Linked DNA regions of Homo sapiens: region 1 is linked to region 2. Evidence: chromatin loops called from intact Hi-C (ENCODE). Cell type or tissue: IMR-90. All regions are shown on one strand. Each heading gives the region's core, and the rest is flanking DNA. Links, peaks and the distances in the headings are about the cores only. Region 1 has its middle 350 kb from the start of LINC02719. Region 2 overlaps LOC105369474 (a long non-coding RNA gene).

Region 1 (16,091 bases), core at 5,062-13,061, 110 kb after region 2:
GATGAAATTGTGTGGAGCAGAAGAACAATCCAGCTGAGCCCAGTCAAGCCAAAGAATCATGAGAGATAACTAAATGGCTGTTCTTTTACACTACTCAGCTGGATGCTGCATAGCATTAGATAAATAAAAGCCTTGTAAGGTCTCTATGCCTATCAGGAGCCAGGGTCTTCAGTGGGCAGGTGTCTTCTGTGGGGAAAAAATGTTACCATCCCTGAGAATAAAATTTACAAAGGGGTCTCCTGATGGACCTATAGTCAGGGTTTCCCAGAAAACCACAACTCTATTGAAGTTCCTCACTCTGGGACAGAGAAAAACAGATGAAAAGCCTATGAGTAGATGTATTCTTGCTTTCACCAATTTCACTCCTACACCTGCTGGCACATTATTTTTACAGGTGTTTTGTAACTTCCATGCATTTTCTTTCATATTGCATTATAAGCTATTTGTGGTAAAGGGGGAAAAAGTACAAGCTCCTTCCCAGGAGTATAGCCTTGGCATGATACTTGGATCTCCTGTAGTCTGTTTCTCTTTCAGTTAGATGATCCACTTTGCAAGATTACTGTTAGAATCAAGTGAAAAAACTTAACTGTTTTCTCTTTTACAATACCCTAAATGCACTTCTAAATTTTTTTGATATGCAGAGTTTTGCTATATTTCTCTTTTTTTTTCTTGTTTGCCTTGTCTTGTATATGACAGAGACTTGACATGTTTAAATGATGAAAACATTGATTTATGTTTGGAAACAATGTGATATTTATCTCATTTTTTTACCTGGAGGATTTTCTGGCAGTATATAAATGGATACTTTGCCTCATACGATAAATTATAGCACCACGACAGAGTGAATAGTCCCAAGGCACATAGTTTCCCAAAGTGAATATGATTAAACTCAGTAGGAGGGTGACGCATCACTGGCTCTCCTGAACATTTGGATATGCGACCATTAGAATGACCTTCCTGGCCAAGTAGGGCTGAAGAGTTTTACAAATGGTTCTGGTAGATAAGCAATGAAACTAATCAGAAGTTTTTTCAGGATGCAGAAGTTCAAAATGGTGCCATTTTATAATCAAGTACAACACTGAAATTGGAGTTTCTTGTTTCCTATTTTCTCATCGTTTAGAAATAAAATCCATTTGAGCAAATAATTCAGATAATGGTGTCTTGCCATGCACATGAGCATGACACCTTTAAAAATGAACTTTTAGATGGGTATGCTTCTTTTGGCTTGGCTTGAGATGCAGGAAATCTGAGCTCTTTTTTTTCCAGACTTACCTGTGGGATTATATTTGTGATCTCACTTTATTTAACACTCTGTGTCCCAGGACACTGACACTTCTGTAAAAAAGAGAAAAGAAAAAAAGAACTGTCTCCTGGGGTCTCCTGACTTGCATATCCTTTAAGATAAGAGAGTAAATGGTCTTAAATAGTTTTACTGCTCTTTAAGGAATGAGTCTAATATATGAAAATTTAAATCGATACATCATGAAGTTGTTTTTTTGTGTGTATGAATGTCTGTATTTAATTTAATTTTCAACAACTTTTTCAAGGTGTAATTGTTATAGAAAAAAACTGCACTTATTTAATGTACATGATTTGATGGGTTTGAACATATGTATGTATCTGTGAAACCATCACCATAATCAATATAATAAACATTATCATGTTCAAAAGTTTCCTTCTGTTTCACCTTCTTTTTTTGTGGTAAGAACCCTTAGCTTGAGATCTGTCCTCATAACAATTTTTTTTTTTTTTTGAGACAGACTCTCACTCTTTCACCCAGGCTGGAGTGCAGTGGTGTGATCTCGGCTCACTGCAACCTCCGCCTCCCAGGCTCAAGCAGTTCTCATGCCTCAGCCTCCGAAGCAGCTGGGATTACAGGCACACGCCACCACGCCCAGATAATTTTTGTATTTTAGTAGAGATGGGGTTTCACCACGTTGGCCAGGCCGGTTTTGAACTCCTGACCTCAGGTGATCCACCCACCTTGGCCTCCTCATAACAAACTTTTAAGTGAACATTCTAGTATTAGTTATAGGCTCTATGTTGGATAGTAGATCTCTAGAAATTATTCATCTTGCATAACTGAAAATTTATATTTGTTGAATAACATCTCTCCATTTCCCCTCCGCCTAGTCCCTGGTAACAATCATTCTACCTTCTGCTTCTGAATTTGACTATTTTAGATACCTCATATAAGGGAAACTGCAATATTTGTCCTGTCCTTATTTCACTTATTTGTCTTATTTCACTTGCCACATTGTGCTCCAGTTTCATCCATGTTGTCACATATGGCAGGATTTTCTTCTTTTTTAAAGAATAATATTACATTGTTTGTATATGCCACATTTTCTTTATCTATTCATCCACTTATGAGCATTTAAGTTGTTTCCATATCATGAATATTGAGAATAATGCTACAATAAACATATGAGTGAACATATCTCTTTGAGACCCTATTTCAATTTAATTAAATATATACCCAGAAATGAGATTACTGAATATATAGTTTTTTTTTTAATTTTTAGAGGACTCTTCATACTGTTTTGCATAGTGGCCACACCATTGTACATTCGCACCAAAAGTGTACAAGGCTTTAACTTTCTGTACATTCTCATCAACACTTGTTATTTTTTGTCTTTTAGATAATAGCCATCCTAACAGGTGTGAAGTGATATCTTGTTTTGGTTTCAATTTGCATTTTCCTGATGATTAGTAATGTTGAGCACTTTTTCATATACCTGTAGACCATTTATATATCCTCTTTGAAAAAATGTCTAGTCAGATCCTCTGTTATTTGCTTTGTTATGGAGTTATAGGCATTCCTTATATATTTTTGATATTAACTCCTTATCAGATACACGGCTTACAAATATTTTCTCCTATTTCATAAGGTGCCTTTTCATTCTATTATTTCCTTCCTTTGCTGTGCAGAAGCTTTTTTTTGCTGTGCAGAAGCTTCCTTTGCTGTGCTTCCTTTGCTGTGCAGAAGCTTCCTTTGCTGTGCAGAAGATTTTTGCTGTAATCCCACTTGTCTATTTTTTCTTTTGTTATTTGTGCTTTTGGTGTCATATCAAAATCATTGACAAGACCACTGTTATGAAGAGTTTTCCCTATGTTTTACTCTATGAGCTTCATAGTTTCCAATCATGTGTAAGTCTTTGATTCATTTTGAGTTGATTTGGAGGTATGGTGTAAGAAAGGGTTCAGTTTTATTTCATGTTTTGTATGTGGATATCCAGTTTTCCCAATACCATTTATTGAAGTTTATTCATTCCCTATTGTGTATGCTAAGCATCCTTGCCAAAGACAAGTTGAGCAGATATGCATGTGCCTATTTCTGGGCTCTCTATTCTGCTCTATTGGTCTTTATGTGTATATGCCAATACTACATCATTTTATTTACTGTAGCTGTATTATATTTTGAAATGAAGAAGTGTGATACTTCCAGCCTTCTTTGTCCAGAAAAATTTGGCTAGTCAAGGTCTTTTGCAGTCTCCTAGGAATTTTAGGATTGTTTTTCTATTTCAGTGAAGAACGTCATTGGTATTTTGATCAAGATTTCATTGAAACTGTACATTGCTTGGGTAGTGTGGTTATTGTAACAGCATTATATCTTCCAATCCATGAATATGGGGTGTGTTTTCATTTAATTTGTGTCTTTTAAAAATTTATTTCATCAATGTTTTATAGTTTTCAGTCTACAAGTATTTTACCTACTTGGTTAAGTTTATTTCTAAGTATTTTATTCTTCATGATGCTATTGTAAATGAGATTGTTTTCTTAATTTCCTTTTAAAAGAGTTCATTGTTAGTGTATAAAAATGCAACTGATTTTCGTACAGAGATTTCGAATCCTACAACTTTCTGATTTCATTTATTAATTCTAACAATTTTGTTGTGTTGTTTTTAGGGCTTTCTATCCATAAAATTGTCATCTGCAAACAGAAATAATCTTACTTCTTCATTTCTGATTTGGATGTCTTTCATTTCTTTCCCATACCTAATTGTTCTGGTTAGAGCTTCCAGTACTATGTTGAATAAAAGTGGTGAGTGGGCATCCTTGTCTTGTTCCTCATCTTAGCAGGAAAGCTTTCAGTTTTTTACTTTTGAGTATGAGGGCAGCTGTGGACTTGCCATATATGACCATTATACTATGGTAAATGCCTTCTATACCTAATTTGTTGACAGTTTTTATCATGAAAGTATGTTGAGTTCTGTCAGAGGTTTTTTATGCATCTTTTGAGATGATCATGAGATTTTTACCCTTCATTCTGTTAATGTGATGTATCACATTAATTAATTTGCATATGTTAAACCATCATCCCAGGGATACAATCCACTTGATTATAGTGTTGATGACATTATTGGAGTCGTTTTAACGTAGAAGAATTATTTGCTTTTTCTTTACCTCCAAATGGCAAGGTTCCTTAAGGTTTTTGAAACTGAATTTGATTTATAAATCATACAGGCAGCCAACTTTTTCAGGCATGCTTTCATATTCTATAGCTCATATGTACATAACTAAATTGCTATATACTGTATAGTTATATGTAAGAGTGGATGAGTACTGACTACCTTCCAAAGGAAGAAAATCTAGAGACACACGAGCAAATAAAATAGGAAGCAAATCACATGCAGTAATCACTGGACTCACTATTCCTATCCAAAGCTTCAAAAATAAGTTGTTTCTAGGTTGGAAGGGCTAAAGGACTTTCTCTCTTGCTCTTCTCAGATATTTGAACCAACACTGAAATATACAAAGAACAGCTAAAAGTTTCTTTTCTTTCCAGACTCTTCACTTCCTCTTTCGCCTATCTGGAAATTTTTCCTCTTATCTTTCTCACCTAGGGTTCTTTTCATCTGCCATATTCTGGTCCAAATATTACCCCTTCAGAGAGGCTTTCAATCATCACTTTATCCGAGGAATGTACTCACCGTATTCAGTAGCACACCCTCTTTATTTACCTCATAGCAGTTATTGCTGTCTTTGATTATTTTCTTATCTATTGTCTATTCTTCCCACTACCACATGACATTCTCAAAGCTAGGAATTATTCATTTAATCTGTTTATATCCCCAGTTTAAATAAAAGAATATTTACTTGAATACTTGTCAAATAAATGAATGAGACTTAGGGAGACTTACAAAGTGATATATTTATTAAACTGCATTGTCTACAAAATTGGGTGGGGGTAAAGGTAGCTTCTAGAGACTATTTAAGGGAATAAGAATCATTGCTTAGTTTTCTGCATATGGCTAACTGTGTAGATGTTCTTTGGCTAGCTTTATTAGTATTCCACAGCACCTCCTGCTGCCACCTAGAACATGTCTTGACTGTCTTCCTGCTCTGATTAGAGATGTGCTGTCTGAGCACTCATTTCAGTATCAGTTAAGCCAGACATAATTGAGGAGGGAAATGAGCTGCTCTGCATGCAGACGCATGTTTCCCCAAAACAAACAAACAAAGCTAGTGAGCAAGAAAAAATCAGTGAATTGCAGCCAGAAAAAAAGAAAAGATTTTGTCTTAGAAACAAAAGATCCGAGGCTCAAGTCTTTCTCCGCAACTCAAATTCCCTTGATTAAGTCACAAGGCCTTTTTGAGGCTCAATTTTGTTAACTATTATGTGGGTATAATAGCAACTGCCCTATGCTCTTAGAGTTTCTGGGAGAAATGTATGGCATGGAAAGCACTTGGAAAACTGTAAAGCTCCCTCTCCACAAAAGGAATTGTTTTTAGAGTATAATTGAAATATCAGGCTCTATAATATGTAAACAAAATCCTGTGAAGTAAGGATGTAACATCCTACAAGAATCCCACAATCTCATATGGTCCTGGCCACTAAGAAACTCAATATTATATGTTTATCCAACAAACATCCAGGCTCTAGGATTGACACTGTAAGAATAAGAAAGATATAGTATCTGTTTCACATAGCTTACAATTCAGGGGTGAGAATGAGCTAAGAGTAATAATAGCATGTAATAAGTGCAAAGTCACAGTTAGCGTAATAAGTGCCATGTCATAATTCGTGCTAGCAGAAGTACCAGGACTCCTGGAAGGGCGTGAAAATATTTCTCTGAAGGAGATATATATATAGAATCTAAGACCTGAAATATAAATAAGAATAATGAGGTTAAATGGTAGGAGAATGCTCCAAAAAATGAAAGCATTTTTGAAGTCCAGGAGTAAATAAAAGAGAGAACAAAGAGGTTTTGAGGAAAATATAAGATGTTGTTATGGGTGAAGCTCAGTGTGTGAGGTGGGGGTTGATAAGAGGTAAGGTTGAGAAGCTCTGCTGGAGCCATGAACTGAAGGAATTTAACTTTATTGTGAAATCAGTGCAGGGATCTTCAAGCATTTCAAAGCACAGTGGTGAAATAAGATTTTGTTTTAGAAGGGTTACTCCGACTACAGTATAGAAAATAATTAGGCAAGAGTGGGAATAGGCATATGAGTTAGGAGGTTGATTAAGTATCCTAGGTAAGACATAGAACTGAGTGTTGGCAATGGGGATGGAGAGAGATTTAGATGCTTGGTTTAGTGAGAGGAATGAGTCAGGTTCTCTAAATTGTGATAACCCCTATGTCTTCAGACTTCAAAGCATTCCACATTCTCCACTGGGAAGTAGAAGAAAGCTTCATAGTGGTTTGACTTTTTTTTTTTTTAAATTTCTGGATCTATCTTTAAATATCCCAATGAGCTTAGGAAGAAAAACTCAGTGCATAAGAAATTTTGTGCTGTGGCTTCTTCAGAGAAGCTCATGAAGAAAAACTACATCTTTAAAAATTAGGAATAAAATGTGTAGGTTTCTATTTATCCATAAGATTTCAGGTTATTTGCTTATTTAACCAAGTATTCAGCAACAGAGAAATTGTCATTATTGCTCAAACGATTACAATACTGTGTTAATATGTTTTGTACTGCTTTAACAGAGTACCTGAGACAGGGAATGTCATTTTGTGCTGCCATAACAGAATACTGAAGCTTTATAAAAAACAAATTTATTTCTCACAGACTGGAGATGGAAAAGTCCAAGATCAAGGTCCAGCTTCTGGTGTTAAATGAGGGCCTTCATACTGTGTCATCTCATAGCAGAATGCAGAAGGGCAAAAAGGGACAAACTCTGTGTCCTCATTTGGCAGATGAGCAGCAAAGAGAGAACGCACTCCCACAGCCCTTTTTATAGTGGCATTAATCCATTCAGGAAGGTGAAGCCCTCATGACCTAAACACCTTCTATTAGGCCCCCACTCCTAACACTGTTGCAATGGGGATTAAATTTCCATTGCATGAATTTGGATTATAGACAACACAACAATACGTTTAATGCGAAAATACTTGACATTATTTACTATTTTTATTGACATTCTTTAGAGACTTACAGAGGCACATGTCATTATTATAAACCCTACCTTTTACTTACAGTTGTGGGTGTCAAAGGATTGAGACGTTGGAATGAGAGATCTTTATTGATACTAGCATTACTCTGCAAGAATAAATCCCTGCTACCGCTCATCTGTTTTCATTAAAAAATCATGTGTAGAATATATAAACTGTAAAAAAATCTTTTTTTTAAACTTTCTGATTGCTTAGATTCCAGGTAAGTATTTCAAAAAATCCTACAGATAAAAAAATTATACTAAGGATTTAGATTGTTAGAGTAGAAAGACAGTAGAATAATAACAATATTTGCATTGATTGAGGAGTTACTACTTGTCAGACATTGACCAGTAACAGAAATAGTGGGGATCTGAATCCAGGTCTACCTTTCAAGTACATGATAGGCAGTTTTCTCAAGGTTTCAACTGGCATCCTGCAGTCTACACTAAGTCCGAAGCTTACATTTTGCTGGCCTAATGTGGGCCCATATAATGTTTTAATTTTATTTTTCAATGAATTGCCAACATTTTAAAATTGAGGTGCTTCAACCATATTCTTGAATTTCTAGTTTCTTTTTAAAAATTGTGAAATATGACTTTATTTTCTCACCAAAAAAAAATCAAAGTTCTGCTTCAGTATAGTATAGTGTAGTATAGGACAGTCCAGTATAGTATAGTATAGTATAGTATAGTATAGTATAGTATAGTATAGTATAGTATAGTATAGTAGTATATATAGTATATACAGTACGGCACAGCACAGTACAGTCTAGGAAAGCTTATACCATGTACTCTGAAGTTTACCCTAATTCTCTCTGTTGCATTTCTATTACCAAAGCCAAGTTTAAGTTGCGCTGACGATGAATACTTGTCCTACAATTTTAAGATAGAGTTAAAAAGAGTGTTGATTATTTATGATGTATTCATGTTTCTCTAATGTTAAAAACTGAAAGTCTAAGAGGATTGCATGTTTAAAGAAAAATGGGAGAAAATATACATCTTTGGGGCTTTGAAAAATTATGTCTATTTACATGAAGTTCCTGGCCCACTGAGTTTTTGACAGCTGTTTACCCTTCTTATTTGTTTATTATAACTTTAGAATGGAGGCTCAGGCACAGAATGGAGGCTTGAGTATTTTTTAAAGCTCCCAGTAATCTTAAAGAGCAGCTGAGTTGAGAATCACTGGGTTAACCACACAGCTGGTTAGTGCCAGAGCCAGATCCCCTGACCTAAGTGTGCCCTAAGTGTGGGTGACTCACACAAAAGCAGAGAAGCAGCTGCTGTAAACCCACCCCCACCCCGTAGCAGGACAAAGCCCCCCATTTAAGTGGAAAGAAAGGTCTTTTGTGTTTTGCTTTTATCTTACATTTTCCAAGCTTTGCTTGTTGCTCTTTACTCTTGGAAAATATTTTTTAAAATCTTTACAATTTAACACAGCCACTCGCCTATTTATAACAAGCCTGCAATTGGGAAGAGCTGTATCGAATTTTGGTGAATCATCATCCCCTTCCAGCAGGAAAGGCATAATTTATATAATGGGAAGTGGTGGAAAGGTGAGCTATTTCATACTGAACTAGAGGTTCAGGAAGTTACTGGGACATAGTTTTTTTTACCTGAAAATCAAATCAAAGTATGCTAGAATAAATCTCCCAGAGCCCTGACTCTTGACAGCCAGGGGAAGCAAGGATAGAGTGAGAACATGTGAAAATTGAAGTGGAGCAGAGTCCAGTTTTCCTATAGGCAGCAAGTGCACAGAGCATAACAGAGCTTTATGCTTCCCTCAAGAATTTCACATATCAGTTTGGGAGATAAACTGACAGCAATGGGAATTAAGTGAGGAGTCTTAGGAGTGGCTCAGTTCAACTGACTTCTGATCCAGTGTGTCTCTGTAAAACTCATACCTTTGTTGTCATTGGGCACACAGTGAAGAACTGAGAATTTGTAGTCCAAAAATAAATACGGAGGTATATCCATTTAATACCTGTTTAAATATTTAAAATCCTGAGGAGGAAAGCCTTAAACTTGGTATCTAATTATCCGTTCAATTATGAGCAAATTTTCAATCGGATCGAAGCCTCCAATGCTTCTCAATATTGATGAATCATTCAATTTGCAGAAAACCCAGAACTAGGCACTCTGGCTTAACTAGTAAACTAGTTAACCAGTCAATTAGTAAACACCGGTGTTGATTTCAGAAGATCCTTAAAATCTCCAAACAGGTTTCATTTTAGTGGTGAGTCTTAGCTGGGTGGAGGTGGTCGAATTTGTGAACCTATTTGGTAAAAGCACTTTAAAATGTCAGTGAGCTTATAATATTAAATCTGTGTTGTAAGCCATACCTCACAGCTCCTGAACTTTATGGGTTTGGGTGCAGGGAGATAGGATTTAGCAAGTGGAATGACGCATCTGGGTTTTGACGGGCTGTTCTATGGGATTCTACTTTATTTATGTTTAATTTCTGAATCTAATTGACCCATATGTAAGTAATGATTTCTCTAGGTGTTCTTCTGCACATTCACACCATTGCCAATTGTGCAATGATTCATATATCCATCTTGGAATCTGTTAGATTTGAATCTGAATTTCTCGTCAAGTATGTACAAGCTATATGACCTCAGAAAGCTTGTTTATTTTTTTCTAAATTTCAGTTTCCTTGTGTGTAAAAATGAAATAATAATAGTCCCCACTCTGTAAAACCATTGTGAAGATAAGATAATGTATGTTCAAAACAAACAGACAAAGTGTCTGGATCCCAATCAATGTTTAATGTAAGATATCATCATCACCATCACCATCCTCATTCTCCTCATCATGACCATTAGATCTTTAGCTATCAAACACTGCTTATGTTTAAAAGTAAGCAGTCATCCCCCACAAAGCTTCTCCTTTTTGAAATCTCCAATCTTTGCAGTTAGAATTTATGTCTTTCTCCTCAACTTTCCTTAACAGTTTGTTTAAGCCCTTATTACTCTAAAACTAAATTATAGCCTGGCTTATATCAGAGAATTTATTTCCGTAATATGCAGTGAATTCCTTAGGAAGAGTTTCTATCTCTTATTTATTTTTATTTTCCTAAGATATATTAAAATGGCTAACATGCAGAACATATTTGTTGTTGTATTAAATGCTTCTAGGTGACTAGTTACTGTTTCTAAATTGGTCTTATCTTCCTGCTGCTTAGTGCTGATGCATTAAAGATATTCATAATTTCATGATAGTACAAAAGAAAGAAAATAAGGGAAAAAATAGAAGGCAATGACTAAAATATTTATGCATTTTAATAGCATATTTTTTCTAGCTGTAAAAAAATTGGTAAGTACCAGAAAGTGTAAAGAAATATGAATAAATTTATCTTTGGCTCCTCTACTACAAAGCAATTTCAACATATGTGTTTTGACATATATATTTTTTAGTTATATATATATATACACTTTTTTTTTTTTTTTTTTGAGACGGAGTCTCGCTCTGCCACCAGGCTGGAGTGCAGTGGCACAATCTCAGCACACTGCAACTTCCACCTCGCAGGTTCAAGTGATTCTCCTGCCTCAGCCTCCCAAGTAGCTGGGATTACAAGTGAGCGCCACCACACCCAGCTAATTTTTGTATTTTTTGTAGAGATGGCATTTCACCATGTTGGCCAGGATGGTCTCGATCTCCTGACCTCATGATCTGCCCTCCTCAGCCTCCCGAAGTGCTGGGATTACAGGCATGAGCCACTGCGCCCAGCCTAATATAGTTTTAATAGAAGTTGATTACACTGTGTGTATGCACACACATATAAGAATATTTTGTACACTTTTACTGTTGTTTAATTATTCATCTTTTCCAATGAAATTAAAAATCTCTTCACAAAAACTTCTTCACAAACTTTTTTTTTAATGGTACATATTATTTGATCTCATAGCTGGTTCATAATTTACTCAGTGATTAACACTAATTTGATTCATTCCAGTTTTCATTATCATAATTCATGTTGAAACAGATATTTTGCACATAAATATGTGTTCACATTTCAGATTTTTCTTTGGGACAAATTTCTATACGTGGAATTATTGAGTCAAAGAGTATGATTCACAAATACTCACAGAGTTCTAGACTATGTTTTAATATAAACCTAAAAGTGGACTTCCCAATAGAAAAATAAAGTCAAGGAATAAAAATTAAGCAAATTCCCAATAAACATATAAGAAAATGCAATCTTGTCATTATCAAAAGAAAACCATTATTAAAGTTATGACTTGTTACACTGTGTTATTGAAATAATAAAATACTATTTTAATATACACAAAAAGATTTTTTTAAAATTGTATGACATTGTCTTGAGAAGGAAATGAGTACATGGTATTTGTGAAAGTATAAATTGCTGCCAAGTTGTGCATTTTAACAACACTTAACAAGGCATTAGAATAGTGCAAATGTTTTGACCCAGGAATTTATGAAAATAAATATACGTAAATATATTTCTTTAAGGGTTTTGTATTACATATTTTTTTGTAAGCTTTAAAAATTTTTAGCAACATAAATATCCATTTGAAACATCATTCGTAATAGTATCAGTATTTTATTGCGTGGATATATTACGGTATTTTTTAAAAACAAGCACTATTTGTCAATCACTTAGGTTATCTCTGATTTTCCTTTCTTATAAAAATTGCTGTGCTAAATATCCTTGTTGCTAAATCTTTGAGCATGTGTCTCTTTTTAATGCCTAACATACATTTTTAGAAGCTAAATATTTGGTACCAAGTTTTAAACTGTGGTTGTTTTGGAAAGTTGATGCAGTGAATATGTTTTACTTTTCTCTCTTTCTTTCTTCTCCCTATATCCATTTGTTAGTTTTTCTGCAAAGAGTATACACAACATTTATTAAAAAACAAAGATGGTGAATTGTATGCATACATTATTTACCTACTTTCTTCCAAGTCCAACAAAATATTAAATATATTGTTTTAAAACCTAAACCTGCCAGATAAAAAGCTATAAAGTAGCTTACACATCAATTTTTTAATTTTTTAAGATTAAGAAGTTTATTAGTAAATTAAAAAGTATTAACCTCAAAACCAATAAACAACTGACACATGGTGTATGATTTAACATCTCAAAGAAACTAATGCTTTTTTTTTTCTTTTTTGAGAAGGAGTCTTGCTCCATCACCCCGGGTGAAGTGCAGTGGAGCCATCTTGGTTCACTGCAACCTCCACCTCCCAGCTTCAAGCAATTCTCCTGCCTCAGCCTCACAAGTAGCTGGGACTACAGTCGTGCACCGCCACACCCAGATAGTTTTTGTATTTTTAGTAGAAACAGTGGTTTCACCATGTTGGCCCAGCTGGCCTTAGACTCCGGACTTCAAATAATCCATCCGCCTCGGCATCCCGAAGTGCTGGGATTACAGGGGGGAGCCACCACGCCTGGCCTCGAAGAAACTAATTATTAAGCTAGGATTGGAAGCAGCTCAAAAGCAGCCCAATTTGTATGAATAAAAAAGTCAGGGGGAAAAAAAAAGAAATGGCAGCACAAGGTAATTATGCAAGTAGGAATAAAAATGAGATAAAAATAGAGAGATTGGTTGGAAGTAGTGAGACCTACATTCCCTACCCGACCTCATGCAGTCAGATTATTCATCTTTCCCAAATGTAAGCTGATAACTGAGGGTTTATTACCTGGAAGATAACTGAAAGTTTATTATCTGTAGAGATAAAAGTGACAGTTTCTGGACTGCGAGTCTTAAGCATAATTAAAAATAGGGGTATCTACTGAAAACAGGAGTACTAAGTGGAATTCCATATACTAAATGATACAACCCCTAGCATCTGTCCTCACTCAACTACCAGAATTCTAACAACTAGGTCAAAAACTACAGACAGGTGATTGCCAGACTTTTGTTTGAAGAATTGCATAAGGCCAAAAGAGAAGAGTTACAGACATAAACAATTGGAGAACTGGTGGTGGGTGCAGGCAGGAGGGGAATCAATAAACTAATACAGATCAATTCTTTATCATGAAATCAACCAGTGACAATATTTGCCCACGTGCTCTCTCTCTCTCTCTCTTATACACACATCTCTTCACCCAAAAGTGCCTAAATTTAATATGAATATACAGCAGCACATCATCAGGCATTTGAGCAAATAATTCAACATGAAATAGATAACAAAAATATTTTTAAAAAGAAGAATAGGAAATTTAAGGATATAGTAACAATTCAAGAGCACTTTTTAAAAAAGTATAATTTTCCCACAGAAACAAGAAAATATATTTCATCTATAAAATAAGAAAGACTATTAATAGAAAGGAATATTCTCAAAAAAATTTTGAAATTAAAAGTCTTAAAACCCAGTAGAAGGGTAAAAAATTATGTTTGAGGAAATAGCCTACAGTGAATCAAAAAGACAAAAAGATGAAAAAAGGGGAGAATATATGAATAATTAGAGAAATGGTTTAGAGAATCCACTCTTTGATCTTCAAATAATAGGTGTTCGAGAGAACAAAGTAAATGAAGGAAAGGAGATTATCAAAGAAACAATTCAAGAAAAACTTCAGTAGCCTAAAGATGTAAATTTTAAGATTGAAAGGGTCAATTAAGCACATAAGAAGCAGATAAAAATTACTCACAAAACACTGTTAAATTTTAGGAAAGCAAGGAAAAGGAGAAGATATTAGTTCTCAGAAAGTGTGAGAACATAGTTAACAAGTACTATTTGTCAAGCTTGGGAAATATCAATGAATAAAAGATTTGTTGAATCTTTCAATTCATAAACATGGTATATCTTTTCACTTATTTAGATATCTTTGGATTATTTTTATCAGTACTTTGTGGACTTCAGCATATACATCATGTTCATGTTTTGTAAAATTTAAACCTAGTATTTTATGTTTTGAGCAATGTAAATGATGTTGTACTTTTAATTTTATTGTCAACATGCTCTTTACAAGTGCATATGAATACAATTGATTTTTGTGTGGCTAAAAAATTGTATCTTTGTTGAATTAACTTTGCAGTTCTATAGGTATTTTTCTTGAGATTTTCTATGTAGACCACCATATCATCTGTGCATAGATATAGTTTTATTTTTTTCCAATCTGCATGCTTTTTGTTTTCTATTTCTACCTCATGGTGATAACTAGAACTTCCAGTACTAAGGTGAAAGTAATAATAGAGTGGTCACCCTTTCCCCTCTCCCCTTAAGATCAAGGCTGTTCTGCCATTCTGTGAGTTTCCACATGCTGTTCTGTCCATCCTAGTGGGAGCTGCTTGTTAGTCCTGTCTCCTATCCACCATTTTCCACAATCTTCCAGTTAGCTTATTTTGGTTAAAGATGTTGTTGCATTCTATACACTTGATTCTTTTCTGCCTAGTTATTACATAAATTGTTGAGATGAGGTGCTTCACTTAAAACTGTGGATTTGTCTATTTTCTTATTCAATTCTATCAGGTTTTGCTTCACTTATTTTGCAGCTATATTGTTCGGTACATACACATTTTGTATTATTTTGTCTTCTTGGTGGTGTCTTGGTGATGTCTTATTATTAATGATTAATTTTTTTCATCATTAGTAATGTCCCTCTGTCTCTTTTGATTTTCTTTCTCTAAAGTTTACTTTATCTGGAATTAATATAGCTGCTCTTGCTTTTCTTTGATTACAGTTTGCATAATGTATTTTTTTAACATTTTATATTCAAGTTGCCTACATTATTTTATTGAAGTGAGTTTTCATACACCACATATTGTTAAGGAATATTTTAAAATTAACTCTGCCAAATTTTGTCTTTAGATTGGTGTATTTAGACCATTTACATTTAATGTAATTATCTTCGTCAGTTTGGGCTGTTATGACAGAGTACAATGGACTAGGTGGCCTAAAGAACATTTATTTCTCATGATTCTGAAGGCTGGAAATTCCAAGGTCAAGGTGCCAACAGATTTAGTATCTGGTGAGAGTTCACTTCCTAGTTCATAGACAGCCTTCTTCTCACTGTGTCTTCACATGGTAGAAAGAGCAAAGGAGCTCTCTGGAGTCTTATATAACCTCACTCAGGAGAGCTCTACCCTTATGACCTAATCATGTACCAAAGACCCTACCTCCTAATACTATCACTTTGGGGATCAGGTTTCCCACATATACACTTTGAGAGGACATAGACTTAATCTGTAGCAGTAATTATTTTTATACTAGAGTTTCAGTCTTCTATTTTGGTTTTTTTTCTCTGTTTTTTTTTTTTATTTCTCTGTTTTATTTTTCTGGCCTTTTTTAATGGGTTACTTGAAAATCTTAGATTTCTACTTTATCTATAGGGTTTTTGAGTGTATCTCTTTGTATAGCTTTTTTTAGTGGTAATTCTAGTTAGTATATAATTTATGGCAGTCCACTGGTGTCATAGTGGACTTCCACTGAGCCTTCCACTGAGGTTTTACCAGTTAAAGAAGGTCTTACGTCCCTGAGTCCTTTTACTTTCCACCATTTATAATATAAATTTCCTGATTATGTTTTTTACATATATTTAAACTGCATCATATAAAGTCATAATTTTGCTTCAATCATCAACCATAAGTTGAAAACACAAAAGAAGAAAATGCATTATATTTATTCATATTTTACTTTCTGTTGCATTTTCTACCTTCCTCATACATAGAAAACTTTCTCTGTAGAAACTTTCTGTGTAGAAAACTTTCTTTAGCCATTTTTTTAGTGTAGGTCTATTGGCGACAAAATTT
Region 2 (16,091 bases), core at 5,255-13,254:
CAAATGCTCCAGGCAGTTACCAGATTAAAGGTAAAACCACTGCTATTTTCAATAGATAAAATTATATCAGAATATACTTTTATTAAATAGAAATTCTAACTTAAAATGAAGCAACGTATCTTAAGAATCATCCTACTGGAGAATACCATTTATTTATAGCTCCCTCTAGCTTTCCTACTTAAGGTCTTAAACTGGAAGCTTTTCACAGAGGGAAAAGTTTTTACCTGGGTGAGATGATACCAAATCTTGCTCAAAGACTGTACTGTTTTATGTCTCCATGTTCTCTGAGCCTGTCACTTTAACCATGATACTCAAATCTAATTGGAATTTGAAAACCTGCTGTGAGTTCCTTCGTGATTTTTTTTTCTCTTAAACAGTTATGAAAGAAAGGTGTTGGGATTCTGTCTTCAGATATGTAACATTTTATGGATTTTTTTTTCCAGGTAGCAGTCCTTTGAATTTTCTTTTTCATACAATGCAACTTGTCTTTTAGTATCCACTGGACAGTGGGGTTTGCCAGTTTCCACAGTAAATTATGATTCCTTGAAGCTTTGAATGCTGTTTTCCACATTGGAAAATGGGGGTATATAAAAAGGCTTGAGATTTTTAGAGCTCTTAGAGATATTTCTGTACCATGGACCATTTTGTGGAACCTCTGGAAAGGTTACTTGAGGGGTTAATATTGAGGATGATGACAACTTCTCCTCAACTCAACAGAAAAGCATTAGTAATACTAGAAGGACATTCTCTTGGCTCCAAGAATTTAATGTTCAAACTGGAAATTACTAGAAGTCATATAATTTAATAGAAGAAGATACTGAATCTCAGAGAAGTAAAATGACTTCTCAAAGCTCCACTAGTTAGAAAGTGCAGCCAAGACTGAAACCCAGGCATGCTGACCAATTAAATGTGTTTTTCAGATAATTGCCATAGATAGCAGGATATGGACTCATCCTTTCATCAAATTGATGAGATTATTTATTGTGCTTAATTTGTAATCTCTCCATGAGCTTTGATTGGTCAACTTTAAGGTAATTCTTTGATATTGATTAGTTAGCAGCTAGATTAAAATGTCCAGAAAAGTACCAGTGAGAACTAGGAGGTAAAAAACCCAGAAAAGTCAGAGGCCCTCTTGTCAAGGTCAGTTACAGATGAGGAGATGACAAGGTTCATAGGGCCTACACCTAGATGTTGAATGCTGCATTTTGAGTTTTTTTTTTCATTCTATTATATGTTAACAAATTTCTCTCCGATATGGCTGTACCAAGATTCACTCTCACAAACCAATCCTTATGTGATCATTACATGTCAGACATTGCACTAATTATTTTATGCACATTAGCTCATTTGTTTTCACAATCATCTTACACATTGAAGTGCTGGTATGGTTATCCTTGCTTTAAAGATAAAAAGTTGGAGGCACAGAGAGATCAAGTAACATGTCCGAGGTCCTCCAGCTAGAAAGTGGCAAAGCCAGGGTTTCAACTCAGTCTGATTCTCACATGCACACACTTCATTTACTTCTCAGTACCAGCTACTTCACATCCTCCCCAACATTATTATGACAAGAATTTAAAATTTTTGTGAATATGATGTTTGTTAAATTGTATGTCTTTAAATTTTGCACTATGCTGGTTAATAATGAGGCTGAGTTTTTTTGTTTTTTTTTTTTTTCTGTGTTTTGGCTTCTTATATTTTTGTACTTGTGAGAGTTTTTTTCTATGTATCCTAAATATTCATTTCTTCTTGGTAGTGGGCATTGTAAATAATTTCTACTCAAATGTGGCTTGTTTAATAAACTTGTTTATAGTGATTTTTGTTTTATATAAGTTTCATGTAGTTGAACTTGTCCATTTTTTTTTCCCTGAGTGTTTTGTGCTTTTTGGTCTTATTTAAGTGATTTTTCCCTGTTTCAAGGTTTTGAAGATATTCACTCACCTCTTTTTATGAAAAGTTTTAACCTTTTGGCTTTCACACTTAGGAATTTAATACATATGGGATTAAATTGTATTTATGTTGTGAGGTTAAGAATCCAGTTTTTAATTTATGTATAACCAATTATTACAGCAGGATTTATAAAATAAATGATCATTTCCATGCTGATTTGTAACGCTACTTATATACATATCAGTTCTCCTGCCTATCCTTAGATCAATGATACATTGTCCTCTTATACCTTTATATTAACTCTTGATATCTGTCGGAGTGAGTTCCAACCATGTAGCTCTTTAAAATTGTCTTGGTTATTCTTGCCCATTTGGTTTTCCATTTAAATCTCTGAAACTGTTTATAATTTCCAATAAAACCTGCTGATATTTTGATTGGAATTATATTGAACATGTAGAATAATTTGCAGAAGATTGACATTTTTATGTTACTGCAACTTCCAGATTCCTGTTTTATCTCTCCATTTATCTAGGTCTTTTAAAAAGTATTCCCAAAGAATAGTCTACATTTCTACATGAAAGTCTAATACACCTTTTATTAGTATTATTTTTGTTTGCCTCATATTTCTATTTATACTGTCATTCTATCTTTATAAAATTATATTTTATAATTACATATGATATGTAAGAATTTAGTTGAGTTTTATAAATTCATATTATTGCCTAGTATTTTTGCTAAGCTCTTAATACTCTAATAAGTCTTGGGCCTGGGAGTGGTGGCTCATGCCTGTAATTCTAGCACTATGGGAGGCTGAGGAGAGTGGATAACTTGAGGTCAGGAGTTCAAGACCAGCCTGGCCAACATGGAGAAACCCCATCTCTACTAAAATAAAATACAAAAATTAGCTGGGCTTGATGGTGCACACCTGTAATTCCAGCTACTTGGGAGGCTGAGGCAAGAGAATCACTTGAACCTGGGGGGGTGGAGGTTGCAGTGAGCCGAGATTGTGCCACTGCACTCCAGCCTATCTGACAGAGCGAGACCCTGACTCAAAAAAAAGATAAAACTATAATAAGTTTTTATAGAGTCTCATGAATTGTGAATAATAGCAATTTAATTTTTGCTTTTTAATTTTTTTTTTTGAGACAGGGTCTCACAGTGTTGCCCAGGCCGACCTCAAACTCAGCCTAGGCAACATAGTGAGGCCCTCCCCTTTTTTTTTTTTTGGTTCCTTGCTTATAATAAACTTTAACATGTACAGGATTTATTATCATTGCTTCACCTTGGACATAAAAATTAAGTCAATAGGAACTCGTATAATTTTATTTGCTGTAAGTAAATAATAATCTGCTGTGTTTCAGAAAATGTGTGTATGCATTCAGTATATTAATATATTGAGATATAAAAACTTAACAACATGTTATCAGATCAACAAAATTCCCTTTTAGTCCTAGTTTGTTGAGAATTTTTGTCAAGAATAGTATTGAATTTCCATAAATGCTTTTCTGAGTCTATTGAGATGATCATAGGTTCTCCAGAATTTAATACCAGAATTTTAGTTTCACTTGCTTGTATACTGTCAACATTAGTCTTAAAATAATTATATTGTATTTTTGAGGTTTGGATTTTTGAAAAAAACTGTTCCTTAGCTCATCATTCTAGTTTGTACCTCAAATTTTACTTATAGATTCAATATCCTGTTTCTCTAATTATATCTTTTGGAGGGTTACTCAGAAACAACTGTTAGTATCACTCTTTCTTAGCTTTGGTTGATTTTAAAATGTATTTATTTCTACTCATTTAAAAATATGTTATAGTTTTTCTGCTTTTAAATCAGATTGATAATTACTTTCTCTTTAACACTTTAAAAATATTCCATGATCTTTTGGCTTCTAATATTGCCATTTAGAAAGAAGAATACTATCTCAATTTATTACTCTTTTTTGGAAGTCTGGTTGTTTTTATAAATTTTATGTCAGTGGTGGTGTGCAATGTCAGTCGATGGGTCTAGATATAGATTAGTTCTGTTTTTTCTGGTTGTCATTTTTTGTGCTTCATGAATCTGAGTTCATCAACACCAGAAAACTTGCAATTATTTTTACAAGAAGTGCTGCTCCCAAATTTTCTCTGCTCCATCCTTCTGAAATTATCTTTATTCAAATACTAAGACTTTTATTTCTTGAACTCCTGACCTCAAGGAATCCAACTGCCTTAGCTTCCCAAAGTGCCGGGATTACAGGCATGATCCACTGCACCCGGCCCTAGGACTTTTATTTCTGTTAACTGTGTCAGTCTAAACCTCTGGCATATTTTCCTCCTCTTTGTGTTTCTGTTTTTCCTCTGTTTAGGTATTTTGTCATACATTTTCTATATCACCATTTAGTTATTTTTAAAATATGTCAATTCTTTTTCCATTAAGACCTTATTTTATATCTTCAATCAATAAGCATGCTTGTTTTATATCTGTATCCAGTGATTCCATTATCTGAAGTACATAAGAGTATCTATACCTGGTCTATGTGGGGTCAGTTGTCATTTGTTCATTTAATTTATAATTTATTTTATTTTCAACTAGTCCAAAGAGGCTTTATTCATGTGAATCCTGTAGGTCAGACTTGAGTCTTATTCTTCAGAGAAGGTTTACACTGGGTTCTGCTGGATTCTCTTATTATCAATTCTTTCATTCCATTGACTAAAATGTTTATACTGAGAACCTGTTATGTACAAGGCACTTTTCCAGTTGATTGAGATATATAAGCAAATATAAAAGACAAAATTCCTGCCCTCCTTGAGCTCACAATCTAGTGGGGTGGAGGGTATTAGGTAAGTTCTAGTGAGGGTGGATAATAAGTAAGTTTTTTTTTTTTTTATTTAGAAGGTGATAAGTCTTTTGGACAACAGCAAAAAGTGAATGAGGATTAGGAGATTAGAAGGAGTGGATAGGTTGCAATTTTAAATTGAGTGGTGAGAGAAGACTTCATTGAGAAGCTGACATTTTAGCAAAGGTTTTATTGGGCAAGGAAATTTTCAGTACACATATACAGAAAAGAAATTCAAGACAGAGAAGAGAATGAGAAGAGAGAGAAGAGAACAAATATGGCTGGTATTTTCGAGCAATAGGCAAGAAGACAGCATGGATGCTGTCTAAGTGAGGAAAAATAAAGATAAATTACTAAGTGAGGAAAGATAAAGTCAGAGAAGTAACAAGTTTCTTTTGATTAATTTATTGGTTTGGGGATTCCTAGATCCCATAGGTAATATAAATGCATATGTTAAAATTGGGTAAGAACAGGCCTACAATTTTAATTCTCAAGAGAGGCCTATATATGCTTTTTATGACCAACTGCACTGTTTAAACAGACAGGCTTCTCATACCTCAACTATTGGTGGTGGATGAATTTTCTTTTCCACCTTTTCATGAAGTTATAACGCTTCAAGGGTTGAGAAACTTTTCAGGCATATCAGTTCCAACTCCCCACATTGCTCAAAACCAAGGCCGATTTTTCTGTCCCTAAGTGGCCATTGAAACCTAAAAATCTTTGGTTTCTGAGGCTGAGAGACTCGATAACCCCAGTGTTATTTCACACTTCCCACTCTTTCAGTTTCTTCTTTGTTTCCGATCCCTGAGGACTTCTCTTACTTTCTTGACAACTGAAACGTGCATTTAAAATACTGCCTGTAATAGTTTATTTAACATTTTCCAGGTGCCTTTTAGGCAGTTCAGTTTTCACATTTTTGAAAACAGAAGTCCAAAACACTTTCTATATACAGGTGGGGAGACAGAGGTAAAGGATATATTTTTCCTGCCTGAAGGAACTCACATATTAGAAGTAGATATAGAAACACATGATTATGTTTAAGTATAATCACCACTCTGATAAAAGCTAGTAAAAACTGCCATGAAAACAGAATGTAGATAGGTATTCATTTGAGTGCGCTGAAATGGAGAAGGCATCACTAATGATGCAATAGATGATGTGAGCCTGGAAGAATTGATAGTAGGCTGCCATGTGGAGGGAGAAAGCTTTTGTGTTCAAAGGCTTAGAGGAGAGTAATGAGGCTTGTGGGGCCAAACGGTGGTGCCTTGGGAAAGATGGAGGTGTGGGAATATTATGTACTTAAGGAGGTAAAAAGATGATTAAGAGGATGAACTTAAAGGAAATTTTCTTATTTAAAATTTTATCTCAGCTGGGCATGGTGGCTCACACCTGTAATCCCAGCACTTTGGGAGGCCGAGGTGGGCAGATCACCTGAGGTTGGGGGTTCAAGACCAACCTGACCAACATGGAGAAACCCCATCTCTACTAAAAATACAAAATCAGCCGGGCATGGTGGCACATGCCTGTAATCCCAGCTACTGCAGAGGCTGAGGCAGGAGAATGGCTTGAACCCGAGAGGCGGAGGTTGCTGTGAGCTGAGATCGTGCCATTGCACTCTAGCCTGGGCAACAAGAGTGATACTTCATCTCAAAAAAATAAAAATAAAAATTTTTATCTCAAGCCCTCCGTGAGTGCCAGGTACAAAGTTAGGGTTTAAAGGAAGCCAGTGTTCTTTATAGAGTGAGGTTTGTACACATGGGCCAGTACCTATGAGATTTTCCCACAACAATCAATTTAAACTATTACTGAAAAAGACTTCCTGAGCTCCCCTACCAGAGTTTTAAGACTTGTTTTCTATAAAAGTCCTGTTGATAAACAAATTCTCTCTAGGATGACCATCTTAATTTGCCCAGGACTAAGGGAGGGCCCAGAACACAGAACTTTGAGTTTTAAAACTGGTGGATGTCCTGGACAAACAGGGAAGAGATGGGCACTTTAGATATCCCCCTAGAATTTAAACCTCTACAAGAGCAGAAGAATGTTTAAAATGTTACTTGGCTTGTGGTAGATGATTAGCAAATATTTAATGCAAGAATTATACATGAATGAATATTTTTGCCATACAAGAAGGTATCCAGCTACCTCAACACATCCAGTTGACATTTAATAGGCATATCCAATTTTACATATCCAAAGTTGACTGTGAGAGGCCCCATCAAACCTTCACCAAAGGGAAAAATAGACACGTTTTCAGCTCTGGTGTCTGGAACAGTACTTAGGCCATTGTTTCTAGTGGAACAGGGTCAATGTAATGGAAACGAAAGACAAATAGGACCTTCACACTCAGAGAAAGTTATGATGAGCAACACTGGAGCAAAATTCCCCGTAGACTAGGCACATTATTTAGAGAATAGGCTATCCCTCTTAAAGAATTTATGATGAAGGCTCCTGCTAGTTTCCTGGTGACCAAAATGAGGCATACATCCACATCTTCTGGTTTTTCTATTTTTTGGAAAATTTTATGGCTAATGAAAATAGAAACTATTGCAAAATGTATTGTCTTCCTCTGAAATGTAAAGATTTAAGGATTGTTGTGCACTTTTCTCTTTCCAGACAACTTGCATTTCTACAGCCTTATATTAAGTGCTTTGGGGATATGAGCATATCTGAGTAGAATAGAGTGAAGCAGAGATGGAGGGGATCTTGCCTATGCATAGTGTACATTTCCTGGGCTGTTTAGAAGAGGAGGTGTTATTTGAAGGGAGATGTTTCAAAACAGGGAGTTGGGCTTTTGAAATAAGGCATGGTAAACATGAGAGATACACATTTGATCCCACAGTGTATTTCAAAGACATTTTATAAAGGTGCAAAAGAGTCAAGAGAAACATGAAAAAGGGAAACAGGATTCATTCTGGCCTCCTGTTATGCTGCCTAATGCTGAAGAGACCTCTTTTCCCAGCTCTGCCATTGTTTTCATTTTGGAAGTATTGATATCGACACTAACAGCATTGCCAACTGGGACATTTTCCTGCCTCTTAAAAGAGGGGCCAATTCATTTGAATGGTATTCTTAACTTTGATTTCTATAAATAGGATTCTGGAATAGTCAAAACAAATATATATTTTTTAATATTAAGTGGGAAATGTAGCATGGTTATTCCAAACTCACCTAACCTGCATTCAGGGATCAATCCGAAAGTTCCTATTTCTGCATCATAATATTGTTTTTCAGATTGATGCTGAACATTAGGAAAGGAAGATTTATTGGCACAATTTTTTTTTAAATTTTTTTTGAGATGGAGTCTCGCTCTGTTGCCAGGCTGGAGTGCAGTGGCACGATCTTGGCTCACTGCAACCTCCACCTCCTGGGTTCAAGAGATTCTCCTGCCTCAGCCTCCCGAATAGCAGGGACTACAGGCACATGCCCCCACACCCAGCTAATTTTTGTACTTTTAGTAGAGACAGGTTTCACCATGTTGGCCAGGATGGTCTCAATCTCTTGACCTCGTGATCCATCTGCCCTGGCCTCCCAAAGTGCTGGGATTACAAGCATGAGCCACCGCACCTGGCCTTTTGGCACAATTTAAAACCTTCTCAAGTCATTTAAAGAGATCAAACAAATCATTTTCTCATTTTTTCCCAAAACTTCTATTTTTATCATAAAACAAGGGAGATATCCATTTTTTAAAAGAAGTTAGAAATATATAACACATAAAAATTATAAGTTCTATAGCATGCTACATTCCAGAAATAACCCTATACTTACCCAACAATAAAAAAGAGTTGTGTTGCAAAATCCCTTGTGAGATAGCAAAGGAAAAGAGATCTAGTCAGAACTAAAATGGAAATAGTGTTTAATCAAATGCAGATAGTGAAGGGATAAATTCAATCTATAAACTATAACAGGGTAGCATGACAGACTAGGTTTTAATCCTATCACACAGGAAAAAGGTACATGCTAGGCTGGAAATTACTGCAGTTACCTACACTGATGATTTACAGGATGGTTGAGAAAAAAGTAATGAAACCAATTTCTCTCTCACTTGCACTGGAGGTTTTTTCGGGTCTTTGAGTGTAGAGAATGGTAGAAGATTACAGCAGAGCAATCTAATACTAAAAAACTCCATATAGATATTTAAAAATCTAATAAAAATAATCAGAGCAGGGTAGGGAGAGGAGAAAGAAGCTAAACATTTGGGAAGTCCTGTTCATAAAACTCTTCTCTATAAGAATTTCTTAAAGCCATCTATATGTTCCGTGTAGCAACATCTGCCCCTCCACCCCTTCATTTAACAGAGTGTGCAGCATTCAGTTTGAAAAGATAACATGGTTGATGCTTCCTCGCCCCCAGCATTCATCATTATTCTCTCTGTAGGTCTGAGCTGGGAGGATCTTCTTTTTCTTATTTGGCCGATCTTATGTTTCCTAAAAAGACTTCAGTATATTGGATGAAAATCTCTGTCTTCTCTTTTCTAAGCTTTTTATATTTATCTATGTGAATATGTAATATTTTTGTAATATAATATATACGTATTGTATTTATGTTAGTTCTTTTTGAAAATAATTCTCTGCCAGGTAGAAATTAAGGAGTACTGCCTATGTAAAATGAGCCTGGGTTGGAAAGAAAACAGGTGGCTGCAGTCAGATAATCATCCTACCGTTTCTGTCTTTATCAACCCCACCCTCAGGTACCTATCTCTGGCTCCTAATTCTTTCATTGGTCCTCCTTCTGTTGCAGAACACTGAAACCTTACCTGCAGCTTCCTAGTGGTCTCTCTGGTCTGTTCCCCCTGTATATGACTGCTTTTCCTAGCATTGATTCCCCTTCTCATTTCTGATACCTATTCCTCTAAAGACCTTGGCTCTGTGCATCTGCCTTGTTACTGCTTTATCTCTCCTTTCCTGTCCTCCTCCTCCTCACCCTCACTCAATCACGGGAAACCCCTTCCAGTCTGGCATTCTCTTTTCAGTTACGGCAATTGTCTCCTCCCAGTGAGAGTCTTCTGCAGGCTTTGCCTTTTCTTTGATAAGAGGAGAAGTACAGAATCATAGAGACAACTGTTGTTTGATTGCATCATCCTGTAGATTATTTGTTCAAAGAGGGTCTTGCCTGCTGATTTATGTAAATTAATCCATAAAGGGAAAACACTGCTTAAACCAAGAGCCCCTGAGTCACTAGAAGGGGTGAAAAATCCATTTCTTTCTACCAATCCTAAATTTACCAACTTTCCCAATTAGTCTCATATCACACATATCAAAATTTGCTTACGAGAAATTGCCACCAAGTTTGAATATGATTGGGTAGTTAGAGGAGCATTGATAACCTGCCTGTAGTTCTTTATGTTATAAATTCCACTAAAGTCTAGTTATGATTGAATGTTGGACTCCAAGTGACTCCTGGCTTGCTTAAGTAACCAAAACCATAACTTACCAGCGCCCCATGCTGTCAGTTAAAGAAGGAAGGCTCTCTTTCAAGATGGTTGTCCCTGGGAAATTGGTAGCTCCTCTGCTCACCTCACTGGGGACTTTATGTCACCATTTGCTTAGGAAGCTGTTCAAGATCTCTCTAAGTGTTACACAGAGACCCCCCCTTCCCCCCACTCCCACTTTCTGCCTCACAGGTTTCTAACGTACAGTGGCCAAGTGAGATCAAAAGAGCAGATGAGGTGTGGTTATTTTGTGGCTTTTTTTTTTATTGTTTTGCTATTTTCTATGTAGAGGCAAAGACTAAAGAATTTTTACCTCTTACATTTTGATGGTGTATTTCTTTGGATCACACCTGTCTAACCCATCTTGAGAGACTTTATTAAGGTGTGATTTAGCAATAATAGGAATTGAGGAAATTTGAAACTTAAAATATAATAACTACCTGTCATGACTGGTTAAAAATATGACAGTGATGCCACAGTGCAGATACTTCCCAGTAATCAGAACATTTCTTTCTTAACTTCTGCAGTCTAATTTAAGTCAGCCTCCACAGCAGTTGCTTCACCCTATCTTCCTCATATCAGATCATTCCATCTGAAACTCTGAGACTCTAAAGCAGCCTTAGGCCTCCCAGGTCAAGGCGTGTTGCCATTATAAGATCACTCAAGCACCATCCATTACCACTCACTTGCTCACATGCAATTTTAAGGAAGCAGACTTGTAGCTAATTAGAAAAAATAGCTGTTCAATTCATTAAAAACTATCTTATGCTTAGAGAGAGGAAAATACACTTTAAAAATGTGACATGTGAAAATCTATTTTTCAAACAGAGAAATACTTTGTGAAAGTTGTTATGAATGTTTAAATACAGGACTAAATCACCTTTTTTTTCAGAGTAAAATTTTTTTTTTGACAGTTTCTGGTGGTCGGAATCCCCCGTTATGCTAATTTTATTTCAATTGCCCAGTCAAGGATGAGGAGGGAAAGAGCAGTGCTCTGACTCCAGCCAGGCTTCGGAACTCTGGGCTTGGAATTGAATTGGGTCAGAAATGGCAGCTCACTCTAGGGAGTGGTACTAAGGGAAGGACTAAATGGGGTATCCAGAGTAGAAGTGAGTAAAATCTAGAGCAAAATAGTTAAGTCAAACAAACAATCAGTCTAAAGGTTGATGGAGAAAGGCAAACCCTGGTCAAAAATGTGGTTGAAGACAGTGGGATAGAACAAGTGGGTTTTGGTGAGTAGATGTTGGGCAGAGAGGGGCTGGCTCCACTTTTAAGGGTATCTGTGGCCACTTGGGAGATGAGGGAGCTCTAAGTGTCTTGGGAGGATTAACCTTTCTTTTATTTTGACTGAAAGCTTGAGATATGTGTAAGAGTAGAGTATACAATAGGAGGTGAATTCCAGCTTCCAGTCATACCTGGAATGCTCGGTACCATCCCATAACTGCCCTTGACATGGAGAGTCAACGAAAGCTGGCCAAGAGACTCATAGCCAAGATCAGCATTGGGAAAAATGTACAGTGATGGAAGTTTTCTTAGAGTTATTCTTCCAGTCTCCTCTTTATTCCCAGACAGTGTGTCACTTGGTGGGGAGGAGGCATCCATAGGCAACTTCTCATCTTTTAAGCTAATGGGTCTCAAAATGTGGTCCCAGGAACTCTGGGGGATTCCTTAACCCTTTTCAGGAAGTTCACAAGGTGAAAACTACTTCCTAGTAATACTAAAATGCTTTTTGCCTTTTTTTCTTTTCATTTTCTCATGAGTGTACAGTGGAGTTTCCAGTATTAGATGGTAACAGACTGAATGCAGAAACAGACTGGAGAACCTAGCTGTTTTCTATTAAGCCATTTTTATTTGAAAATATGTAAATTAATGTCCTTCTTGTCATTATTGTGTCAGTCTTGTACAGTTAGTTATTTATAAAGATACATTATTTTTGTGAATATATTATGTGTTTATTCTTAGTTTTAAATAAATTTTTAAAAATTCAGTTTTAATTTCTGATGTAGTTTACCACGTAAGCAAAAGCTTTGGAGGTCCTCAATAATTTCTATGAGTATAAAGTGGTCCTGAGTCCAAAAAGCTCGGGAACATTGTTTTAGGTCTATGCCTTTCCACTGTCCCTGTTCTTGAAGCAGGCGAAGCTGGCATCTGATTCTGAGATATGATGCTGAGAGCTCCATGCAGGCTCCTCTTATAACCTCTCCCCATTAGTCTATCACTGGTGCCTGACTTATCACTACTTGCAATTTCTTTATTTGGATTAAGTGATAGACAATGCAGAGCACTCTAAAAGATAAGTTTATTAAACTTTATCAGCAGTTAGCATCCTTTCAATATTGAACACCCATATAATAACACATTATTTAGTAGTTCCCAAACTTTAGAGCACATGAGAATAGATAAGTTGTTTACTGGAGATTACTCAGGCATTACTTGTTTTCTGGAATCAATTTTTGGAGAGTTTGGCTCAGGAATCTGCCTTTTCACAGAGTCTTCAGGTTATTTCTAAGTAGGCAGTTGGAGGGCCAAAGTTTTTAATATAATGTTGTGTTTATCTTGCTCACTGCATCTACAGCACTCCATCTACAGCAAAGTATATGACATATAATAATGAGATTTAAATAAATATCTGCTGAATGAAGGAATTAGGTAGTACCACTTCAGGTGCCCAGATTGAAGAATCTTGACAACTGTCTGGTGAGTCAGACTTCAGGAGGAATGTGAGGATATGGAAATGCGGAATCCACGACAGCCTGAGGGCATTGTGAGCCTCAGGAAAGAAAGAGAAGGAGGATAGGGAACAGAGAAAGAAGAAATAGAACCAACATTAGTGGCTGTGCCCTAGTATAGCTCTGGCATTATGCTAATAGTTTACATATGTCACCTAATCTTAATTCTCATGACAACCTTGAAAGGGGAGTATTGTTACGTCCACTTGGCTGTCACAGATATTCTCTACCCACCCCACCTCACCCCATGTTTCTGGGCTATACCTGAAATACATAGAATGGATATTTGACTATAGCAAATAAAATTTTTTACTAATTCTTCTTCACCCATTCTCTTCATCTGTAAAACAAGGTGGAAGTTGAGAACCAAGTGGATAAATCTTGAAATGTCTCCCAAACATCCAATCTTCCATTTTCCCTGAACTTACGTGCTGGCTTTCTGATTGCTTTGCCTTTCTCTGGATTACCACCATGTCCACATTCTGGACCAGGGAAGGGCAAAAGAGTGAGGAAGTCCAAGGCAAGCAACTTTATTTTAAAAAGCGGTGCAGAAATTGCACTATTCACTTAGGAGATGTGCCATCTAGGTACATAGGATTGTCCTCTTTAATCTGTCAATGTAGTTAAATTAATTAATATACTTTCTAGTGTAGAATCAATCTTGCATTCCTATGATGAGCTCAAATTAATCATGACGCATCATTTTTTATATAGTTCTAAATTTAGCTTGCTAATATTTTGTTAGAACTCTTGCATTTATGTACATGAGTGAGTGGTCTATACTTTTCTGTTTCCATTTTGCCTGTAGCTAATTTTGGTATTAAGTTACACCCGTATCATAAAATGTGCAGTAGAATATTTCCCTTTTCTTATCTCAGAAAAGATTTGTGTAAGTGGGATTTTTTTTTCTTTAAAATTTGGTACAACTCAGTGGTAAATCCTTTTGGGTAGTTTTTAAATGACTTATTTTCTTTAATGTTATAACAATTTGTGTTTTTCTATTTAATATTGAGTCAGTTTTGGAAATTTGTATTTTTCTAAGAATATGTCCATTTTACGTGTTCTCAAATTAATGGCATAGAGACATAGTATTAACTTATTTTTTAAAATCTCTATTATACTCTTAAAATTTTTAGTATTGTTTATATATGCCATTTCTGTCTCTTTTCCCCTTTCTCTTTCATAATCTGTTTTGCCTAAGGTTTGTCAGTTTTATTAATGTTTTCAACACATAAGCTTTGCTTTTCTTGATCCTCTTTATTTTGCCATAGTTCCTCTTTTCCCATTAATTATTGCCCTTCTCATCTTTATTTTATTTTTTTCTATTTTTTGGTTGACATTTTTCTAACTTCTCAAGTTGTATGCTTATTTACTGACATTCACGTTTCCTCCTATTCTAATAAAAACATATAAAGGTTACAGATTTCCTTTAATGTTGATTTAGCTACAGTTCAAAAGTTTTGATATAAAGCTTTTTATTATCTTTCAGTTCTAAGTATTTTATAATTTCTTTTGTGATTTTTCTCTTGGCCTTTGAGTCATTCGGTTGTGTTTGGAATTTCCAAATTATGAAGTTTGAAAATATTTTTTCTTGTTATTAATGTATACCTCAGTTAGACTAAAAGTAGATTTTGGGGTGCATGACACTAGATTTTTGAAATCTTTGCAGATTGGTTTTGGCCCAAAGTTTCACTTTCTCATTTCTTGATTTTTTTTTAATGTTTCTGTTTCTTTTGGAAATGTTTATCTTGAGAAATAAGAGCATCACTTAAAACTCCTGAGAAACATTTAAGTGCCTGAGCTGTGCAAATAATCTCCCCCAGTATTAAATATTGTGTCTCCCTTCTTTCTTCTTCATGACTCCGCAGTAGCTAGCTAGCTGTGACACACTGAGATTTAAGCAATGCTCTTTTATCATCTTGTCACGACAATATGCTGAAGCACAGCCCCTCTAATACATCTTATCACCTGATTGATTTCCACTCACGTACTTTAGGGCAGCTATTCCTGTCTATGCTGCTCAATCTTTGGTCACCCCTATAAAATTTAAATCCTTCTGATATTGTTTCTTTCTCTCCCATCCTAATCTGATTCCCCTACCAATTCTTACCACGATGCCCTTTTGAATCTCAGGATTCTCTTTAAACCTAAATGGTAAACCTTTTCAGGATCCTCTTGCTAATCTTCTCATTCATTTGAAACTGAAAAAAGAGAAGCTGGGGTCTGGCAACTAGAAGACTGCTGCTTTTCTCTTTATAGGCTTCTCCCTCTCAACTCATTCTGTTGAATGCTCCCTTGTTGAAAGAGCTGTTTAAATTGACAGTCTTCACTTCTTTACCTCCCATTCCCTTTTTAACCCATTGTAGCAGAGCTTCACTTCTTATTGTTTCTGCAGAGACACAGGGAGTATTCCTGCCTGTGACCCAAAAAACACCATCCATCCACAAATGACCAAATTGTGCAACACAGAAATGTGGTCCTCTTGTATTTGTGCCCAGTTCCTGGTTTAGTCTTCAATCTTCGGCTCCATCTCTGAAGACTGAGATAAAATCTGTCTTTTGCCAACTCACGTAGGATTTATGTGCAGTTTATTCAAACATGCTTGGTTTCCAGAGATTTCTGTGAATCAAATCTATTCTCCACAAGGCATACAGCATAATCTTTCTTAAATGTAAATCTAATTATGTCTTCCCATTACTTAAAACTTTGCAAAGGCTCCCTAAGGCTCCTAAAGTAAATTTAAAAATTCGTTAAGAATGGTTTACAAGCCCCTGAACCATCTAGTCAAGGCTTTTGTACTTAGATTCATGCTGTTTCTCCATTTCTGCTATACTACCTACAGTTCAGTTCAGGGCTTTTCTTATTATTATTTGTGCTTCTCAAAAATAACTATAGAATATGCTGGGAATGTAACCTCCTGAGACAGGGAGGGCTGGCTAGAACTGTTCAGTCCAACCTTAGAAAGAAGATATCTCTCAATGCACTATCCCAGCTATTCACATGATCAGAGGCTATTAAACCCAAAGCAGACCCCTTTCTGGTGTGATACAAGTGATATCAGCTGTGATACAAGTGGGGCATATGTCATCAAGACTTCATTTGCTCTGGGCAGCTTTTCTGAGCCTTGGGGGTCTAGCATGCAATGGATTCTAGGCTTCTATTTTCCCTTGTCTATCTGTAAGTAATAAATTTGCTTTATGTAATTTGTGTTAGGTGTTCTATCTCATC

Evidence for each region. Peaks named below come from ENCODE experiments on the same cell type or tissue, not always from the same donor. Only the 100,000 strongest peaks of a DNase experiment are listed, where the experiment ranks them.
Region 1: it touches region 2 in a loop (2.3-fold over the local background); 1 of 110 quality-filtered maps calls a loop at or near these places.

What each region holds. Positions count from the first base shown.
Region 1 is chr11:106,474,465-106,490,555 of GRCh38, forward strand. No RefSeq gene overlaps it. Among named protein-coding and RNA genes, the nearest start is that of LINC02719, 350 kb to the left of the region's middle. In IMR-90, for the core only: no CTCF peak of the experiment used is centred there; a DNase peak (open chromatin) is centred at 8,607; H3K27ac peaks cover 173 bases.
Region 2 is chr11:106,369,227-106,385,317 of GRCh38, forward strand. LOC105369474 (a long non-coding RNA gene) reads left to right here. Exons shown (of 3, transcript XR_947985.1): 2 at 1-30. Among named protein-coding and RNA genes, the nearest start is that of LINC02719, 250 kb to the left of the region's middle. In IMR-90, for the core only: no CTCF peak of the experiment used is centred there; no DNase peak of the experiment used is centred there.